3 separate regions of the Homo sapiens genome follow, and regions 2 and 3 are each linked to region 1. A link is a contact called in ENCODE Hi-C or POLR2A ChIA-PET data. All regions are on one chromosome and are shown on one strand. Each heading gives the region's core, a stretch centred on a gene start or an enhancer-like site at or near the end of the contact. The rest is flanking DNA. Distances are from core to core; before and after follow the strand shown.

Evidence for each region. Hi-C counts contacts between places; a loop is a spot of excess contacts on that map. ChIA-PET counts read pairs that join two places held with the same protein, here RNA polymerase II (POLR2A). Pooled maps may share reads with other maps.
Region 2: a map with no recorded cell type shows a loop between it and region 1 (3-fold over the local background). The contact joins two enhancer-like sites. A Hi-C loop is called at or near these places in 1 of 37 single-sample maps with no recorded cell type. POLR2A ChIA-PET finds 5 or more read pairs at or near these places in 1 of 52 experiments (activated T-cell).
Region 3: a loop to region 1 is called in a pooled map, with 7 times the contacts of the local background. The contact joins the promoter of GON4L here to the enhancer-like site in region 1. A Hi-C loop is called at or near these places in 2 of 37 single-sample maps with no recorded cell type and 6 of 50 pooled maps.

The regions. Positions count from the first base shown.
Region 1 is chr1:155,223,269-155,226,493 of GRCh38, reverse strand. It overlaps the pseudogene GBA1LP. Among named protein-coding and RNA genes, the nearest start is that of MTX1, 16 kb to the right of the region's middle. Within about 2 kb of position 1,578, at least 9 of the 41 ENCODE cell types and tissues checked have a DNase peak (open chromatin) inside an H3K27ac peak, as active enhancers do.
Region 2 is chr1:154,384,210-154,387,434 of GRCh38, reverse strand. No RefSeq gene overlaps it. Among named protein-coding and RNA genes, the nearest start is that of IL6R, 20 kb to the left of the region's middle. RefSeq lists an enhancer at 482-691. Within about 2 kb of position 1,719, at least 11 of the 41 ENCODE cell types and tissues checked have a DNase peak (open chromatin) inside an H3K27ac peak, as active enhancers do.
Region 3 is chr1:155,855,964-155,859,188 of GRCh38, reverse strand. GON4L (gon-4 like) reads left to right here and starts at 1,975. Exons shown (of 32, transcript NM_001282860.2): 1 at 1,975-2,042. RefSeq lists enhancers at 1,022-1,609, 1,896-2,095.

The DNA of each region.
Region 1 (3,225 bases), core at 329-2,828:
CCAAGACCCTACACAATCTGGCCTCCCAATTTCCTTTTCCAAGGTCACCTTTTACCACTATCCATCTCACTCACACTGCTCCAGCACTCTCTATGCTTTTATTTTTCTTTCTTCCTCTTTCTTTCTTTCTTTCTTTCTTTTTCTTTTTCTTTCTTTCTTTCCTTCCTTCTCTCTCTCTCTCTTTCTTTTCTTTTCTCTTTCTTTTTTTTTTTTTTGAGATGCAGTCTTGCTCTGTCACCCAGGTGGTGTGATCTTGGCTCACTGCAACCCAGAGCAGTGGGGGTGATCTTGGCTCACTGCAGCCTCCGCCTTCCAGGTTCAAGCAATTCTGCCTCAGCCTCCTGAGTAGCAGGGATTAGCGCCATCAGTCCCAGCTAATTTTTGTATTTTTAGTAGAGATTTCATCATGTTGTCCAGGCTGGTCTCGAACTCCTGACTTCAAGTGATCTGCCCATCTCAGCCTCCTAAAGTGCTGAGATTACAGGCAGGAGCCACCACACCTGGCTCAGTATTTGTTTTATTTTTGTTGTGTTTATTTATTTAGAGACAAGGTCTTGCTCTGTTGCTCAGGCTGGAGTGCTGTGGCAGGAACACAGCTCACTGCAGCCTCCACTACCTCAATTCAGGCGATCCTCCCACCTCAGCTGAGACTACAGGTGTGCATCACCATGCCTGGTTAATTTTTTCGTTTTACCATGTTGGCCAGGTTTGTCTCGAACTCTTGGGCTCTGCTGTCCTCCTACCTTAGCCTCCCAAAGTGCTAGGATTGTAGGCGTGAGCCACTGTGCCCAGCTGGTGTTCAGTATTTGAATCCATATTTCCTGTAGCCGCAACCAAAGTTCCACTGTTAGGTCTCACTTTGACTTTAATAATTGTGTTCAGGCTGGGCACACTGGCTCAAGCCTGTAATCTCAGCAGTTTGGGAGGCCGAGGTGGGTGGATCACATGAGGTCAGGTGTTTGAGACCAGCCTGTCCAACATGGCGAAACCCTGTCTCTACTAAAAATACAAAACATTCTCCGATCGTAGTGGCGGGCGCCTGTAATCCCAGCTACTTGGGAGGCTGAAGGAGGAGAATTGCTTGAACCTGGGAGGCAGAGGTTGCAGTGAGCGGAGATCACGTCATTGCACTCCAGCCTGGGCTACAGAGCGAGACTCTGTCTCAATAAGTAAATAAATAAATAAATAAATAAATAAATAAATAAATAAATAATTGTGTTCGGAGTCAGCATCATTCTTCCTGAAGTTCACCACTCCTTTGCCAAGAACACTTCCTGAAACACTGACAAGCAGGACCTTGAATAATGGGGTATGGTTGGTAACAACTCACTCATTCAACAAACATTGAGCACCTATTTTGTGCTTGCCTCTAAATGAAGAGCTGGTTGTATTATTTATTTTTTTAGGTGACAGGGCTTTCCCTATGTTGCCCAGGTTCGTCTCAAACTCCTGGGCTCAAAAGATCCTCATCTTCTCAAGTGGTTGAATATACACGCTCCAGCGACCATGCCTGGCTGAATGAAGAGCTTTGAGATTTTGAAGAAACAGGAACCATGAAATTTGCTTTGCAACTGTTTGCAACCTTTAAGGAAGACTGAAAAGGCATTCCTGAAGCATGTGAGAAGCAGTCTGTGTGACCTGATGACTCAGAACTGCTTGGAATTTAGATTAGGACAGATATGAGCTTAGGCTTCACTCTGCCACATATTTAACTTCTCTAAGTCTTAGTTTTCTTTTCTTTTTTTTTTTTTTTGAGATGGAGTCTCGCTCTGTCACCCAGGCTGGAGTGCAGTGGCACGATCTTGGCTCACTGCAAGCTCCGCCTCCCGGGTTCACGCCATCCTCCTGCCTCAGCCACCCGAGTAGCGGGGACTACAGTCGCACACCGCCACGCCTGGCTAAATTTTTGTATTTTTAGTAGAGACGGGGTTTCACCGTGTTAGCCAGGATGGTCTCGATCTCCTAACCTTGTGATCCGCCCGCTTCGGCCTCCCAAAGTGTTGGGATTACAGGTGTGAGCCATCGCGTCTGGCCTCTAAGTCTTAATTTTCTTATCTGTAATGTAGAGTTGTCAGGCTAGTGCATGTAATAAGCACTCATGAAAGACTGACTATTATCTTGCGAAAAATTGGAAGAGATCATATGAGGTACAAGGACCTTCCATCTGCACTGGGCTGTACATTGAATGTTGTGGTTACTGTTGAAGCATTGGTAAATCACATGAATCCAATGGTAAAACCACACCCTAAGGTCAGACTCAGTGGCTCACGCCTGTAATTCCAGCACTTTGGGAAACCAAGGCAAGAGGATTGCTTGAGCTCAGGAGTTCGATACCAGTCTAGGCAACCTGTTTCTATAAAAAGTTAAAAAATTAGCTTGGTGTGGTGGTGTGCACTTCTGGTCCCAGCTACTCAGGAGGCTAAGGTGGGAGGATCCCTTGAGCCCAGGTGGTCGAGGCTGCAGTGAGCCAGGATCACACCATTGCATTCCAGCCTGGATGACAGTGTGAGGCCCTGTCTTAAAAAAGACAAAAACAAACCAAAAAAACCCACACCCTAGTGGGTAAGGGGCAGCAGAGGTCCCACCCAAGAGTGAAATCATTTTTGGTGTCAGTAATCAGGGAGAGTAATATACCCTCAGGCCAGAAACTAGAGGTGAGTGATGGCTCACGCCTATAATCCCAGCACCTTGGGAGGCTGAGGCAGGTGGATTGCTTGACCTCAGGAATTCGAGACCAGCCTGGGCAACATAGGAAGACCCCATCTCTAAAAATAAATTTCAAAAATTAGTTGGGCATGGTGGCATGTACCTGTAGTCCCAGCTACTATGGAGGCTGAGGTGGGAGGATCCAATTGAGCCTGAGAGGTCAAAGCTGCAGTGAATTGTGATTGTGCCAAGACCCTGTCTCTAAAATAAAATAAAATTACAATTAAAAACTAGAGCTGAAAGGACAGGTTCTAGGTTAACTGGTAGTAGTTGTTCATTCATCTGTATAAAAAGTACTTTTTTGAGCACCTACTCTGTGCTGTGCATGGAATGAACAAATGTCTTTATTTGACTTGAACACAGACCATAGAAGTAACTAACAGTGGAACTGGGAGTGGCACTCTCCATGGGACCTAAAGACCTAGGAGCCTGTGATATGATACCTGTCAGTGTGAAAGGGCTGGAGTTTGCTATCTGAGCCAGACCTACACTCCAAGACAGGTCTTGCTGGGATGGGAT
Region 2 (3,225 bases), core at 470-2,969, 840 kb after region 1:
AAAACAAAAAAGGCCAAATCCTAAATGACCAGCAGAGAAAACTGAGAAGCAACCCATCTATTCATAAAATCCTCAAAACGCTCATGAACTGGCAGCTCCAAGTACCTCTGGAACTGAGTTTGTGTGTCTCTGAGTGTGTGAGTGTGCAAACAAGGAGGACTGGTTGAAAGCTGTTTGAGAAGCACCCTTCATTACTGAGTAACTACCCCTCCCTCCCTCCCACAGAAATCTGCAAGCTTGTTCTCTGTACAGGATAAAACAGAGAGTCTCTGAACTGGGTGATACCAGGCACATTTGACAGCATGGCTATGGCTTGTAAACTCGGGAACTAAGGGACTGCGTATGCCAAATGCCCCAGGCTAAGACCCACAGCCCTCTGCCTCCTTTCGGGGGCCAGAACACTGGCAGGCTGGCCTGTTCCCTCCTAGAAGGAGATTCTTCTCTGGGTAACCTGACTGGCCCCAGACGAAAGACCTAAAGATCCAGACATGTGGGGACTCCCCCAGCAAACAGTCCCGTCCAGATGCCCACCATGTGAGCTTCCAATCAGCGCCTTCGTTCCCATGTCAGAGCTTTCTCTTTGCTACTCCCCACCCACGCTGCCTGGCCCTCTGCACTGGGGGTATTCCAGGAAGAGACCACATGAGCAATACCCCACACCCTCTGACTAGCAGTTGGTCTAGACAACGCAGAACCCGGAAGACCAGAGGGAGGAGGAGCGTGAGATCAAGATATCTGTTCCTCTGGTTCTTCTCTTAGAGGGTTCCTCTCTTAGGCTGCCTGTGTCTCTCAACCAAAGGTTATAGCTCTCCTATACTCTGTCTTTGTAAATGGCCATTTTGTAAAGAAATCCTCCTAAAATAATCCTAACTTGAGTAAACCATATGTTTACTGTAAGGACTTAACTGATATTTGCCTGTCTTATAAATAATCAGTCAAAGATCACCAGACAGCTGAAAAAAACCTCAGACATGGAAGATAAAAACAAATGAGCAAAAAGCAGACTGAAAAGCAATTTGCAGAAATAGTTTCTACACAGGAAGAAGAAAACTTCAAAAGAAAAATATCAAATAATACTTCAGAGAGGCCAGGCACAGTTGCTCACACCTGTAATTCCAGCACTTTGGGAGGCTGAGGTAGGTGGATCACCTAAGGTCAGGAGTTTGAGACCAGCCTGGTCAACATAGTGAAGCCTCGTCTCTACTAAAAATACAAAAATTACCCAGGCATGGTGGCGCGTGCCTGTAATCCCACCTACTCAGGAGGCTGAGGCAGGAGAATCGCTTGAACCTGGGAGGTGGAGTTTGCCGTGAGCCGAGATCGTGCCATTGCACTCTAGCCTGGACAACAAGAGCGAAACTCCGTCTCAAAAAAAAAAAAAAAAACAGGAGAACAGGAGGACACATGAGTTTGGAGCTTCATACAAACGTGTGGTCAATAACAGAACAGGCCTGTATTTACCTGTGTACAAAAACGCCTGTGTGTCTGCAGCTACAGACAACCTACTATGAAACCACTAATCATTTCCTCATTGCTTTCGGATTCAGGCTTCTCCTCCAGACATGCTTAGCTGTGGTTTAGGAGCTGCTACGCTTATGGGGTCTTTCCAGTGTCTTCCTAGCGCCTTCCTTTCCTCTCCCAACCCCTACGCCCTCTGCCCTCAGGGTTCCCAGGTTAAACAATCAAGATACACACTTCCGCCTCTAGGCACCACGCCCCATCCTCTTCCTGGAGCTCCACCCACAACAAGGTACTGAAGAGGAGGAAGTAGAGAGGAAGAACACTAGATTATTGAATAAATAACCTGAGAATTGAATAAATTGGAAGTTAGCCCTATTGTTAATCTTTGAACCATGGGAAATGGTAGCATGGGAAGAATGACCCCTAAAGCCACTGAGTTGGGGTGGGGCTGGCTCTCCTCCACTTAAAACCCCTCAGGGCTCTGGCTTATTCCCAGAATAAGGCTGAAATCCCTTCACCGAGAAAAGGGTTCTCCAGAAGTCACCCTGCTTTTCTCTCCTGCCTCATCTCTTGCCACTTTCTCCTTGTTATCTGGGCTCCAGCCACAATAAACAATGTTCTTGCAGACAAGAGCATTGACTTCATGTGGGCAAGTGTGGCTCTTGTCCCGGGCCTCATGGTTAGAGGGCCCTGAATTATTCACACATGTGCACACACACATTTAACACACACTGCTCCTCTGTCATTAGGGATCGGGTGCTTTTTGCTGACTTAGAGAAACCCCATGCCTGAAACCTACTCATCTGCTCTCAGGAGAGGTAGTAATTGTCACTGCTCATTGATAAACACTCCCTGTCTTCATTGGAGCAGGCCCAGGGGTTGTTGGGTTTAACTCCATCCCAAATTCCAGAGATGAGCCAGGTTGATGTAAGCTAGTCAGGGGATCTCCCTCCACCTGTCTCTTCCCTGTACCTACAAGCATGCACAAACAGGGCACAGCACTTCCCTGGTCAAAGGGCTTGGTTCGATTGAGGATAGAGCAGTGGATGGCACAGGAGACACCCCCCTCCCTTGCTCTGAATCAGGCAGAGTGTAGATGTGAGGCCTGGGAATGATAACAGCCATTTAGTTCCCCCAAGATAAGCCAGACTTGGAACATTGCCACTTGACACCCCCATTACCCAAAGACAACTGGAGATAGCTGAGCTAAAGCTCAAGCATCGTCATTTGGAGGTTGGTTGGTTCGTTTGTTTGTTTGTTTGTTTTGAGACAGGGTCTCTGTCACCTGGGCTGGAATGCAGTGGCATGATCTCGGCTCGCTGCAACCTCTGCCTCTCGGTTTCAAGCGATTCTCCTGCCTCAGCCTCCCCAGTAGCTGGGATTACAGGCGTGCACCACCATGCCCAGCTAATTTTTGTATTTTTAGTAGAGATGGAGTTTCACCATGTTGCCCAGGCTGGTCTTGAACTCCTGACCTCAAGTGATCTGCCTACCTCGGCCTCCAAAAGTGCTGGAATTACAGGCATGAGCCACAGTGCCACTGCACTCCAGTCTGGGCGATAGAGGGAGACTTTGTCTTAAAAAAGGGCCAGGTGCAGTGGCTCACTTCTGTAATCCCAGCACTTTGGGAGGCCGAGGCGGGCAGATCATCTGAGGTCAGGAGTTCGAGACCAACCTGGCCAACATTGTGAAACCCCATCTCTACTAAAAATACAAAAATTATCCAGGTGTAGTAGCTCACGCCTGTATTCCTAGCAACTCGGG
Region 3 (3,225 bases), core at 726-3,225, 630 kb before region 1:
CTGTACTGCCTGGATTTCAGTATCGACTGCCATCATTATGCATTTCTGAGACCGCTAAAGGTTATTACAGAACTTTTTTTTTTGGCTTATATTTCACAGTGGATGGAAACTGTCTTAAACCTCAGAAACTCTGATGAAAGACCAAACCTGGGGATGGTTGCACAACTCTGAACATTTACTAATTTTAAAAAAACAGCCGGGCACGGTGGCTCATGCCTGTAATCCCAAACCTTTGGGAGGCCAAGGCGGGCAGATCACTTGAGGTCAGGAGTTCGAGACCAGCCTGGCCAGCATGGTGAAACCCCCATCTCTACTAAAAATACAAAGATTAGCCGGGCGTGGTGGCACACGCTACTTGGGAGGCTGAGACACGAGGATCGCTTGAGCCCAGGAGGTGGAGGTTGCAGTGAACCGAGATCGCGCCACTGCACTCCAGCCTGGGCAACAGAACAAGACTCCGTCTGAAAAAAAAAAAAAAAAAAAAATTTGGTTGTACACGTAAAACAGATGGATATTGTGGTATGCAAAGCTGTTTAAAAAAAAAAAAAAAAACAACTAATGAAAAGTGCCAAAGTTAATCAGTGTTGAATTTTTTTCATGAACCTCAAGTGCTTAGGGTTTCGTATGAGAGAGGCCAAACCGAAAGATCTGTGTATTCTGTAGGTCAAAGAACAACACACATGAAACTCCGAGCTTCTGGAGTCTTCCTTGGTATTTGGGAGAGTTGGTGTGATTCAGGTTAGTCAGACTACTGCCATGTTTGCATAAATTTCAACCTTCATTTTGGCTGTGGATAATTTCATCCGTTGGATTCTGTTTACAGATAGGATTAGTTCAAATGTATAAATTTGTGTTGGTGGTTTACCTGTAAAATGAGGGGGTTGAAAGTATTTTTCCACCTTTTGACATTCTGTTTTTTATTATTTTTTTAATCTCCGTGGATTCCAGACATTGTTTTTCTAGAAAAGTGGAAATAACATCATTTTAGAAGTCATTCATTCATTCGCTCATTCAAAAAGCACGTATTGAATTATTGAACATCTGTTACACCCCAGGCAGCCTCCTGGACACTGGGTCAATGCATTATTAGCTAGAGTTAGGAGACTTAATACCTGATTCTCCTTGATAGCTGTCTGTGTACCGTTGTGAAATCACCTACTCAGATGAGCCAGAACTTTGTCCTGTGCAAACTGGAATATGATATAATAATCTTACAGTCTATTGTGGAGACCAAGTCACCTAAGAAAATGTGAGAGCATTTTGTAAAATGCAGAATATTGTACATATATGAATAATTACTATAGCCTGAGTCCAAGAGTGCCTTAGTTTTAATCAGGAGCCTGCACTATTTGTAATTTAGAGACTTCTTTTTCTGGCATTTTATGACTTCTTCAGTCCCTTGGTCCTGTGTTCCAGGTGACTCGTAGTGAGAAAAATTAGTTGTTAATCTTTTTTTTTTTTTGATACAGAGTCTCACTGTCGCTCAGGTTGGAGTGCAGTGGCACGATGCCGGCTCACTGCCACCTCCGTCTCCCGGGTTCAAGCGATTCTCCTGCCTCAGCCTCCGGAGTAGCTGGGATTACAGGCGTGCGCCACCACGCCCAGCTAATTTTGTATATTTAGTAGAGACGGGGTTTCACCATGTTAGCCAGGGTGATCTCGAACTCCCGACCTCAGGTAATCCGCCCGCCTCCGTCTCCCAAGGTGCCGGGATTACAGGCGTGAGCCACCGCGCCTGGCCCCCAAATTAGCTGTTAATCTAAACCACTGAATCTTAACCTCAGTTTTGAGTAGGATAACTCCATGGGCAGAGAAAGCTAAGTAGTGCCTTTAAATTTTTTTGCCAATAACTGACGCACTAACGTTGTGGCTTCACTCTGCCCTAAAATGGGATGGCGCATAGTGTTAGGCGCATGCTCCTTGATGCACTGCGGCGCGGCGCTCCGAGGCTCGGGGACGCGCACGCAATTCGCTGTTGTTGGCTGACTTCCGGTGGTGCCAAAGCCGTTTCCGTGGAATCAGGCCGGCTGGTGAGGGTACAGGTTTGTGTGTGGTGGGGTGGGAAGAGGCAGGTGGGAGCTGGGACACCTGGACGAACGATGTCCAGGTTGAGAAGGTCGGGTCTGAGGGTGGGCGCTGGGTGCGTGGCGGAAGTTAAGGGCGTGAAGTCCAGTGTCTAGTTGGGAATGGGGACTGGAGCCAGCCCTGGGCACCGAGGTGGAAGCGCGGTTAGGACCCCTTTTGAAAATGTTTTCCTAGGAGAGGGCCGTGCCGGGGCTGCCTCCACATTGGCATTCATTCACCCTGCTGGTCCGACTTGGGTTCCCAAAAAAGTGGATTCTGTCGAGCTACTGCTGTGTTTGAGGTGCCTGGAGCTGAAGTAGCTGTCTTTCTTTCCTTCTTTTTCTTTCTTTCTTTTTCTTTTTTTCCCCTTTTTTTGATCTCAGTAATTATCTGTGAAATAAAAGAGCTGCCCTGGCTACTCCCATTCTATTTCTTATAAGGTCACCACCATCTCTCACAGGAATCAACGAAATCTTCATGTTTTATTGAGCTTTAGTTACTGAGTTTTAATTACATCAGTTGATTGAGGGGATGGAGAATCTCCCCTAATGTCTTGGAGAAACAGAAGGGAGGTTTAAAACTAACTGTAGGTCGGGCGCGGTGGCTCACGCCTCTAATCCTAGCACTTTGGGAGGCTGGGGCGGGAGGATCGCTTGAGGCCAGGAGTTTGAGACCAGCCTGGGTAACAAATCGAGACCCCGTCTCTACAAAAAAAAAAAAAGAAAAAAAGTCGTTGAGGGTGGTGGCAAGTGCCTTGTAGTCCTAGCTACTCGGGAGGCCGAGGCCAGAGGGTCACTGGAGCCCAGGAGTCTGAGGCTGCAGTGAACTAGGATCTTGCCACTGCACTCCGGTCTGGGCAACAGAGCGAGACCTTGTCTCTGGAAAGAAAGAGAGAGAGAGAGAAAGAAAGAAAAGAAGAAAGAGAAATCTAACCTTAGACGCTTAGAGTTACAAATAACTTTTATTTTTCAGTTCTCTAGTTCAGGCTTTCATCTAGTACTCTGATAAGTGGACATTCAGGCTTCGCTTGAACATTGCCAGTGATCTAACACAAGGCGGCTTATTCTATTATTGGATCTATTTATGACAGTAAAGTTTTCCTGGGTAATAAGATGCCTTTTTTTTTTTTTTTTTTTTTTTTTTTTGACAGAGTCTCCCTCT